Linked DNA regions of Homo sapiens: region 2 is linked to region 1. A link is a contact called in ENCODE POLR2A ChIA-PET data. All regions are on one chromosome and are shown on one strand. The core of a region is the stretch at or near the end of the contact, and the rest is flanking DNA. Distances in the headings are between cores, read along the strand shown. Region 1 holds the start of TARM1 (T cell-interacting, activating receptor on myeloid cells 1). Region 2 overlaps LENG8-AS1 (LENG8 antisense RNA 1).

The links. ChIA-PET counts read pairs that join two places held with the same protein, here RNA polymerase II (POLR2A).
Region 2: POLR2A ChIA-PET joins it to region 1 with 12 read pairs in PC-9. The contact joins the enhancer-like site here to the promoter of TARM1 in region 1. POLR2A ChIA-PET finds 5 or more read pairs at or near these places in 3 of 52 experiments (AG04450, CD8-positive, alpha-beta T cell and PC-9).

What each region holds. Positions count from the first base shown.
Region 1 is chr19:54,078,995-54,084,106 of GRCh38, forward strand. It overlaps TARM1 (T cell-interacting, activating receptor on myeloid cells 1), which reads right to left and starts at 2,371. Exons shown (of 5, transcript NM_001135686.3): 1 at 2,313-2,371. The coding sequence starts at 2,346.
Region 2 is chr19:54,442,440-54,447,551 of GRCh38, forward strand. It overlaps LENG8-AS1 (LENG8 antisense RNA 1), which reads right to left. Exons shown (of 3, transcript NR_126418.1): 3 at 2,377-2,740. Among named protein-coding and RNA genes, the nearest start is that of LENG8-AS1, 4.0 kb to the right of the region's middle. Within about 2 kb of position 2,537, at least 2 of the 41 ENCODE cell types and tissues checked have a DNase peak (open chromatin) inside an H3K27ac peak, as active enhancers do.

The DNA.
Region 1 (5,112 bases), core at 1,121-3,620:
GCCTGTAATCCCAGCACTTTGGGAGGCCGAGACAGGCAGATCACAAAGTCAGGAGATCGAGACCAGCCTGGTCAACATGGTGAAACCTTGTCTCTACTAAAAAAAAAAAAAAAAAAAAACTTAGCCAGGCATGGTGGTGAGCGCCAGTGATCCCAGCTACTCGGGAGGGAGAGGCAGGAGAATCGCTTGAACCCAGGAGGCGGAGGTTGCAGTGAGCTGAGATTAGGCCACTGTACTCCAGCCTGGGTGACGAAGCAAGACTCCATCTCCGAAAAAAAAAAAAAAAAAAGAAATTAGAATGGAGGTTACCAGGGGCTGGGAGGACCGCGGCAAATACAGAGTTATTGGTTAGAGGGTGTAGCGTTCATATTGGGAATTGTGATTGTTAATTTGATTTATCAGCTAGACCAGGCCACAGGATGCTGGGATATCTGGTTAAACATTATTTCTGGGCGTGTCTGTGAGGGTGTTTTTAGAAAGATCAGCATTTGAATCTAATGCTGAGTCGGGCAGGTTGGCCTTCCTAATGGAGGTGGGTATTCTGCTGAGGGCCAGGATGGGAGAAAAAGGTGGCAGAGCCACCACAGTGGCTCACGCCTGTAATCCCAGCACTTTGGGAGGCCAAGGCAGAAGGGCTGCTTGAGGCCAGGAGTTTGAGACCAGCCTGAGTAACATAGTGAGATCCCGTCTCTACAAAAAATTTAAAAATTACACGGGGCACTGTGGCTCACGCCTGTAATCCCAGCACTTTGGGAGGCTGAGGCTGAGGCGGGCAGATCACCTGAGGTGATCACCTGAGGGAGCTCAAGACCAGCCTGGCCAACATGATGAAACCCCGTCTCTACTAAAAAGTACAAAAAATCAGCCGGGTGTGTGGTGGGCACCTGTAATCTCAGCTACCCAGGAGGCTGAGGCAGGAGAATTGCTTGAGCCCAGGAGGTGGAGGCTGCAGTGAGCTGTGGTCATACCACTGCACTCCAGCCTGGGTACAGAGTGAGACTTTGTCTCAAAAAAAGGAAAAGGAGGGAAGGAAGGAAGGAAGGAAGGAAGGAAGGGAAAGAGAGAGAGGAAGGAAGGAATGAAGGAGAAAGAGAAAGAAAGGAAGGAAGGAAGGAAGGAAGGAAGGAAGGAAGGAAGGAAGGAAGAAAGCAAGCAAGCAAGCAAGCAAGCAAGCAAGCAAGCAAGCAAGCAAGCAAGCAGGCAAGCAAGCGGGGGCTCACGCCTGTAATCCCAGCACTTTGGGAGGCCGAGGCGGGCAGATCAAGAAGTCAGGAGATGGAGACCATCCTGGCTAACACAGTGAAACCTACGAAAAAAGCCGGGCATGGTGGCGGGCGCCTGTAGTCCCAGCTACTCGGGAGGCTGAGGCAGGAGAATGGCGTGAACCCGGGAGGCGGAGCTTGCAGTGAGCAGAGATCGCACCACTGCACTCCAGCCTGGGCGACAGAGCGAGACTCCATCTCAAAAAAAAAAAAAAGAAAGAGAGAGAGAGGAAGGAAGGGAGGAAGGAAGGAAGGAAGGAAGGAAGGAAGGAAGGAAGGAAGGAAGGGAAGGAGAAAAAGAAAGAAAGGAAGGAAGGAAGGAAGAAAGAAAGAGGTTTTAGTGTAGATAGTGGTGATGGTTACACAGCGGCCTCAATTTACTTTATAGTTATCTATTTGACACTAAATTTTTATTTATGGTATTAAGGTTTCTGGGCCAGGCACAGTGGCTCACATCTGTAATCCCAGCACTTTGAGAGACTGAGGTGGGCAGATCACCTGAGGTCGGGAGTTCGAGACCAGCCTGGCCAACATGGTGAAACACCGTCTCTACTAAAAATACAAAAATTAACCAGGCATGGTGGCGCACCCCTGTAATCCAGTTACTCAGGAGGCTGAAGCAGGAGAATCGCTTGAACCCGGGAGGCAGAGGTTGTGGTGAGCCGAGATCACGCCATTGCACTACAGCCTGGGCAACAAGAGCAAAACCCTGTCTCAAAAAAATAAAATAAAATAAAATAAAATAAGGTTTCTATTCTGAATACTTTTACTTACACACAAAAAGTCAGAGTTGATCCTGAGAAAAGGGGTAAGCCAATGAAGCCAGGTGGTGGAGGCATTCAGCAAAACTCACGAAGTTGAAACTACAGGAGTTGAAGTTTGCAGAGCACTCGTTTCCAGGGAATGTCTGCAGTGCACTCAGCAGGACGTCTCACTCCTCCCGTGTGCTCAGTAAGCCAAAGTTGATGTTATTATTTCCATCCCCAGCCCAACTATCCCACCAGTTCCATGATTTTCTGCAGTCCCAGTGGATAGCCCTGTGAGACTTACTGAAACAGAGGAGGGAAAGCAGCTTAGGGATCATGATGGCTCCTTAGCCCTCCCAGAGTCCGTCTTGGGTTCTGCAGTCCACAGATGGGAGAAGAGCTGGAGTCGTCGCTGCCTCTCTCCCACCCCAGAGTGTGGGCAGTAACAGCCTTTCCTAGCCTTTCAGTTTCCCCTCCCATATCCACATTCAGGAAACATGTTGATGTTGCTGATTGCAACATGCTCCTTACACACACCAGTGTTCGAGCACTTGACTCACAGGAAATGCTCCTCTGTCTCAGGCAGATTTCAGGCATCAAACAGGTAACCCCGAAAATGCTTCAGACTTGGCCCTGAAGGGTTCGTATTGAAGAGATGAAAGCACTTCACTCTTTTTTTTTTTTTTGAGATGGTGTCTGGTTCTGTTACCTGGGCTGGAGTCCAGTGGCACGATCTCAGGTCATTGCAACTTCAGCCTCCTGGGTTCAAGCAATTCTCCGGCCTCAGCCTCCCAAGTAGCTGGGATTATAGGCGCATGCCACCATGCCCGGCTAATGTTTGTATTTTTAGTTAAGATGAGGTTTCACAAGTTAGCTGGGCTAGTCTTGAACTCCTCGCCTCAAGTGATCCACCTGCCTCGGCCTCCCAAACTGCTGGGATTACAGGCATGAGCCACTGTGCCAGGCCTTCATCACCATTTTTTTTTTCTTTTGAGACAGAGTTCCACTCTTTCGCCCAGGCTGGAGTGAAGTGGCAAAATCTCATCTCATTGCAACCTCCAACCCCCAGGTTCAAGCGGTTCTCCTGCCTCAGCCTCCCAAGTAGCTGGGATTACAGGAGCCCTTCAACACGCCCAGTTAATTTTTGTATTTTTTAGTAGAGATGAGGTTTCACCATGTTGGCCAGGCTGGTCTCAAACTCCTGATCTCAAGTGATCCACCCACCTCAGCCTCCCAAAGTGCTGGGATTACAGGCATGAGCCACTGTGCCCAGCCAGTCATGAGCTCATTTTTTAAGTTCAGAATATTTCAGTACATATCTATCTTTATCAAATAAGAACCATTTTAAAAATAATATAAGCACCACAGCACTGTCACATCAAGAAAGTTAAGAGTACCTCCTTGATACCAGCTAATACCCATTCAGTACTCAAATTTCCCTGATTGTCTCAAAAATGTCATTTCTATCAGGTTTTTAAAGAATAAATCAGGATCCAATAAAAGTCTACAGATTGCATTTGATAATTATGTTAATTTAGCCTGGCGCAGTGGCTCATGCCTGTAATCCCAACACTTTGGGAGACCGGGGCAGGTAGATAACCTGAGGTCAGGAGTTCGAGACCAGCCTGGCCAACCATGGTGAAACCTCATCTCTACTAAAAATACAAAAATTAGCTGGGCGTGGTGGTGCACGCCTGTAATCCCAGCTACTCAGGAGGCTGAGGCAGGAGAACTGCTTGAACCTGGGAGGCAAAGGTTGCAGTGAGCTGAGATCGCACCATTGCACTCCAGCCTGGGCAACAGAGTGAGACTCAGTCTCAAAAAAAAAAAAAAATGTTAATTTGAATCAGACAAAATTTTTTATTTTTTTGTTAAAATAAGAAATCAAGCAAGTTAGTTTTTAACCATGTTTTTTTTCATCTTGCATTTGGAAGAAGAGCAAAATGCCCCGAAGTCTCGTTTTTGTTTTCGGATTTTTTGTCTTGATAGCACCTACTCTTCTTACTGTTTTGGAACATAGAAAAGTCAACAAGGCAACAAATTATAAGGAGTAAAACCAACTATAATTACAGGTGTTTCTTTGAAAGTTATTTTCACAAGATGTGGCAATGATTTTTAAAGGCTTGGGACTCTTACAAGACCCTTTTGTTCAAATAACAGTTTTGTGTATGAATTTATTTCAACAGAGAACAATTTAGTAATGTTTGTGAATATTCATTTAGTTCTCCATATTGTACCAGAAAACAAGACTGATATTCTTGTGAATCTTCTCAATTCAACTCTTTATCAAATCAGATTCCTTAAATTAGTGTTGTGACTCAGAAAAAATCTTTCTCCTTATGCAGTATCAGGGAAAAGAGGACATCTCCTATATTTCTTCTTAACATCTCTGTTGCTAACAAGGAATATGCATATTTTAAAACTAGGCTCTGGAATTTTATCAGTCAACAGGAAAGGCCTGGTAAAGTTCCATTCCACTTGGAAATGAAGAAAGGAGACCCTGATTCAAAAAACGAAAAAAGAAAGAATAAAGAATAGCTTAGGGCCAGGCAAGGTGGATCACACCTGTAATCCTAAGATTTTGGGAGGTGAGGTAGGTGGAAGGCTTGATCCCAGGAGTTCAACACCAGCCTGGGCAACATGGCCTAATCCCATCTCTACAAAAAATACAAAAATTAGCCAGGCTTGGTGGTATATACCTGTAATCCCAGCTTCTCAGGAGGCTGAGGTGGGAGAATCACTTGAACCTGGGAGGGGGAGGTGGCAGTGAGCTGAGATCGCACCATTGTACCCCAGCCTGGGCAACAAGAGTGAAACTCCATCTCAAAAAATAATAATAAAATAAATAAATAAATAATCATTCACTTTGTTAGGTGTTTATCACACCTAACCTTAAGAATATGTTACCAAAATAAAAAGTCTTATAGATGAAATCATATTATATCTGAGGTTTACTTTAAAATACTCCAGGAGAAAATTTAAAATAGACTTGGGGGAGGGGACTTATCTGTAGTTATCTGCACATAATCTACATGATTATCTCAAAGCCATCCTTTTGCTGTTGAGAATTCTGATTTTTAGCTGGGCCCATTGGCACCCAGGTA
Region 2 (5,112 bases), core at 1,287-3,786, 360 kb after region 1:
AATGTGAGAAAGCAGTGTAAGAAAATTCTTAAAGTAGCAAAAGAAAAAAGTAGTCAACCTAGAATTCGATACTCACTGAAACTGTTTTTCAAAAGTGGGCCGGGCACGATGGCTCACGCCTGTAATCCCAGCACTTTGGGAGGCAGAGGCGGGCGGATCACAAGGTCAGGAGATCGAGACCATCCTGGCTAACACAGTGAAACCCCGTCTCTACTAAAAATACAAAAAATTAGCCGGGCGTGGTGGTGGACGCCTGTATTCCCAGCTACTCGGGCGGCTGAGGCAGGAGAATGGCGTGAACCCGGGAGGCGGAGCTTGCAGTGAGCCGAGATCGCGCCACTGCACTCCAGACTGGGCGACAGAGCAAGACTCCCTCTCAAAAAAAAAACCAAAAAAACAAAAGTGAAGACAAGGCCAGGCGCAGTGGCTCACACCTGTAATCCCAGCATTTTGGGAGGCTGAGGCAGGCGTATCACCTGAGGTCAGGAGTTCGAGACCAGCCTGGCCAACATGGTGAAACCCCGTCTCTACCAAAAAATACAAAAATTAGCTGGGTGTGGTGGTGGGCACAGAGCAGAGATAGAACAGTATCATAAGGCTGGGCGTGGTGGCTCACACCTGTAATCCCAGCACTTTGGGAGGCCAAGGCAGGCAGATCCCGAGGTCAGGAGTTTGAGACCAGCCTAGCCAATATAGTGAAACCCTGTCTCTACTAAAAATGCAAAAAGGAGCTGGGTGTGGTGGTGCACGCCTGTAATCCCAGCTACTTGGGAGGCTGAGGCAGTAGAACTGCTTGAACCTGGGAGGAGTAGGCTGCAGTGAGTCGAGACTGTGCCACTGCACTCCAGCCTGCATGACAGTGAGACTCCGTCTAAAAAAAAAAAAAAGGTATCATAAAAAATGCTCAAACTTCCAAACTTCTCTCCACAAATGGTGCTAGAACAACTGGACATCAACATGCCAAAAATAAATAAATCAAATCTATACACAGACCTTAGTCTCTTCACAAAAATTAACTCAAAATGGATCATAGAGCTGAATGTTAAATGCAAATCTATAAAACTCCTAGAAGATAACATAGGAGAAAACCTACATGACTGGGTTTTGTGAATTTTTTTTTTTGAGACAAGAGTCTCACTCTGTCGCCCAGGCTGGAGTGCACTGGCAGAATCTTGGCTCACTGCAACCTCTGCCTCCTGGGTTCAAGTGATTCTCATGCCTCAGCCTCCTGAGTAGCTGGAATTACAGGTGTGCGCCACCACGCCCGGCTAATTTTTGTATTTTTAGTAGAGATGGGGTTTTGCCACGTTGGCCAGGCTGGTCTCAAACTCCTGGCCTCAAGTGATCCACTCACCTCGGCTTCCCAAAATACTGGGATGACAGCTGTGAGCCACCACGCCCAGCCGTGATAATTTTTTTGATACATCAAAGGCATGATCCATGAAAGAAACTTACAAGCTTGACTTTATTAAAATAATAATAAAAAAACCCCTCTGCTAGGCCAGGCGTGGTGGCTCACGCCTGTAATCCCAGCTCTTTGGGAGGCCGAAGCGGGCGGATCATGAGGTCAGGAGATCGAGACCATCCTGGCTAACACGGTGAAGCCCCATCTCTACTAAAAATACAAAAAATTAGCCAGGTGTGGTGGCAGGTGCCTGTAGTCCCAGCTACTCAGGAGGCTGAGGCAGGAGAATGGCGTGAACCCGGGAGGCGGAGCTTGCAGTGAGCCAAGATCACGCCACTGCACTCCAGACTGGGCGACAGAGCGAGACTCCATCTCAAAAAACAAAACAAAACAAAACCCTCTGCTCTTTGAAAAACATTTTTAATATAATGAGAAAAGCTGCAGCCTGGGAGAAACTATTTGCAAGAGACCTATCTCATGAAGGACTGCTATCCAAGATTTACAAAGGGCTCTTAAAACTCAGTTAACAGGAAAACAATCTGATTAAAAAATAGGAAAAGGGGCCAGGCATGGTGGCTTACACCTGTAATCCCAGCACTTTGGGAGGCCAAGACGGGCAGGAATTTGAGACCAGCCTGGCCAATATGGTGAAACCCTGTCTGTACTAAAAATACAAAAATTAGCCAGCATGATGGCACGTGCCTGTAGTCCCAGCTACTCGGGAGGCTGAGGCAGAAGAATTGCTTGAACCCGGGAGGCGGAGGTTGGAGTGAGCCGAGATGGTGCCACTGCACTCCAACCTGGGTGACAGAGTGAGACTCGGTCTCAAAAAAAAAAAAAAAAAAAAAAAAAAAAAAAAAAAAAAAAAGGATTGTTTCTGGGTGTGTCTGTGAGGGTGTTGCCAGGGAGGCTGACACTTGAGTGAGTGGACGGGGAGAGGGAGACCCACTCTCAGTGTGGGTGGGCACCATCCAGTCAGCGCAGAAGGTGGGAGGGGCTGGCTTGCTGAGTCTTCTGGCTTTCATCTTTCTCCTGTGCTGGATACTTCCTGTCTTTGGAGATTAGACTCCAGGTTCTTTGGCCTTTGGACTCTTGAACTTCCACCAGTGGTTTGTCGGGGACTCTTAGGCCTTCCGCCACAGACTGAAGGCTGCGCCGTTGGCTTCCCTACTTTTGAGGCTTTTGGACTTTGAGACGTGACTGGCTTCTTCCTTCCTCAGCTTGCAGATGGACTATAGTGGGACTTTGCCTGATGATCCTGTCAGCCAGTTCTCCCTAATATACTCCCTTTCAATATATACATATATCCTGTTAGTTCTGGCCCTCTGGAGAACCCTAATACAGATGGCAAATAAACACAGGAAAAGATGTTCACCGTATGTCATTAGGGAACCGTCCGTTAAAACAAGACACCACTGGCCGGGCGCGGGGGCTCACACCTGTAATCCCAGCACTTTGGAAGGCCAAGGCAGGTGGATCACGAGGTCAAGAGATCGAGATCATCCTGGCCAACATGGTGAAACCCCGTTTCTACTAAAAATACAAAAATTAGCTGGGCGTGGTGGCGCACGCCTGTAGTCCCAGCTACTCGGGAGGCTGAGGCAGGAGAATCGCTTGAACCCAGGAGGCGGAGGTTGCAGTGAGCCGAGACCATGCCACTGCACTCTAGCCTGGAAGACAGAGTGAGACTCTGTCTCAAAAAAACAAAAAAAAAACAAGACACCACTACATACCTATTAGAATGCCAAATCCAAAATGCTGGCACCACCAAATGCTGGCAGAAATGTGGAGCAACAGAAACCCTTCTTCATTGGTGCTGGCAATGCAGAATGGTACAGCTACTTTGGAGGACAGTGTGGTGGTCTCTCATAATCCTAAACATACTCTTAGAATATGAACCAGCAACACTGCTCCCCAGTATTTACACAGATGGGTTGAAAACTTCTGCCCACAAAGAAATCTGCACGTGCACGTTTATGGCAGCTTTCTTTATCACTGCCAAAAACTTGGAAGGAACCAAGATATCCTTCAATAAATGTCTTACTACATTCTGGTTGTTGTAACAAAATACCATACACTGCGTAGCTGAGGCAGGAGGATCACTTGAGCCTGGGAGGTTGAAGCTGCTGTGGGCTGAGACAGAGATCACATCATTGCACTCCAGCCTGGGTGACAGAATGAGAAACCCTGTCTCAAAAAAAAAAAAAAAGTACAGTTTTGGTTTTTGCTGTGACTGGGCTCCTGGAGTGAGAGCTCTGGATCCCAGCTGCAAGATGAGGAATCTGGAGCCGAGAGAAGGGAAACGAGTTTTCCAAGTCATACGGCTGGTTAAGTAAAAGAGCCGGGATTATGACTTAGGTTTCCTGCCCCCCAAGATTATTATTTTTTGAAACAGAGTTTCGCTCTGTCTCCCAGGCTGGAGTGCAATGGCATGATCTGGGCTCACTGCAACCTCCACCCCCAGGGTTCTAGCGATTCTCCTGCCTCAGCCTCATGAGTAACTGGGATTACAGGCATGCGCCACCATGCCCGGCTAATTTTTCTGTATTTTTAGTAGAGACGGGGTTTCGCCATGTTGGCCAGGCTGGTCTTGAACTCCTGACCTCAGGTGATCCACACGCCTCGGCCTCCCAAAGTGCTAGGATCACACGCATGAGCCACCGCGCCTGGCCTACCCAAGATTATTAAAATAAGTTTTCAGAAGCAACCCCCTACTGGCCAGGCGCAGTGGCTCATGCCTGTAATCCCGGCACTTTGGGAGGCAGAGGCGGGCGGGTCACCTGAGGTCCGGAATTCCAGATACTGTGAAACCCTGTCTTCACTAAAAATACAAAAATTAGCTGGGTGTGGTGGTGCACGCCTGTAAAGAGAATTGCTTGAACCTGGGAGGCAAAGGTTGCAGTGAGCTGAGATCGTGCTACTGCACTCCAGCCTGGGCGACAGAGCCGTCTCAAAAAATAATAATAATAATAGATTTTTTAAGAAAAGCAATCCCCTAGTGACTTCTTAGAGCACATCATCAGACAGTTGGGGTAAAATTCTGAAGTGGATTAAGGGAGGGGTGCTGGTTTGCCTGGATGGCTACATGAACATAGCCCTGGAACCAACCAAATATGTAACTGGACAACAGAAAAATAAGTACAGGGTGCATTAATCAGAGGCAACAATGTTTTGTACTTAAGTACACAGAAGACACGATGTGAAGACACCAAGAGAACAGTACTTTTCATGGTTAGACACATTTCTTAGGTATTTTTTCTACTTTGGGATTCTTTTGTGATATAATTTGTCCTGTTTACATAATTTTTTTCCCTGACATGTAAGATAAATGTATCTAATTGTGGGCTTACTTGTAAAGAGTTTTCACATTTAAGTTCCAGTCATTTCATTTTATCGCTGTATCTGTGTACAGAATGCTAAAGAATAAGACATAAAAAATAAAAGTACAGTTATAAACACCTCTTTTAAAAGGCAGAGACTGTTCGCTTGGGCAAAAAAAAGCAAGATCCAACTACATGCTATCTACAAGAAACCCACCCTAAATACAACAGGTAAAAGGAAGCTAAATGGAACGTGGGTCCTGGCTTGTACCCTGGCATGTAAAGAAAACATTGGAGGAAAAGGTGGTGAAATCCCAGTAAAGTCTGGGTTTTAGTTACAGTAATGCATCATGTCAGTATCTACAACAAACCACTTTTGTTGGTGCT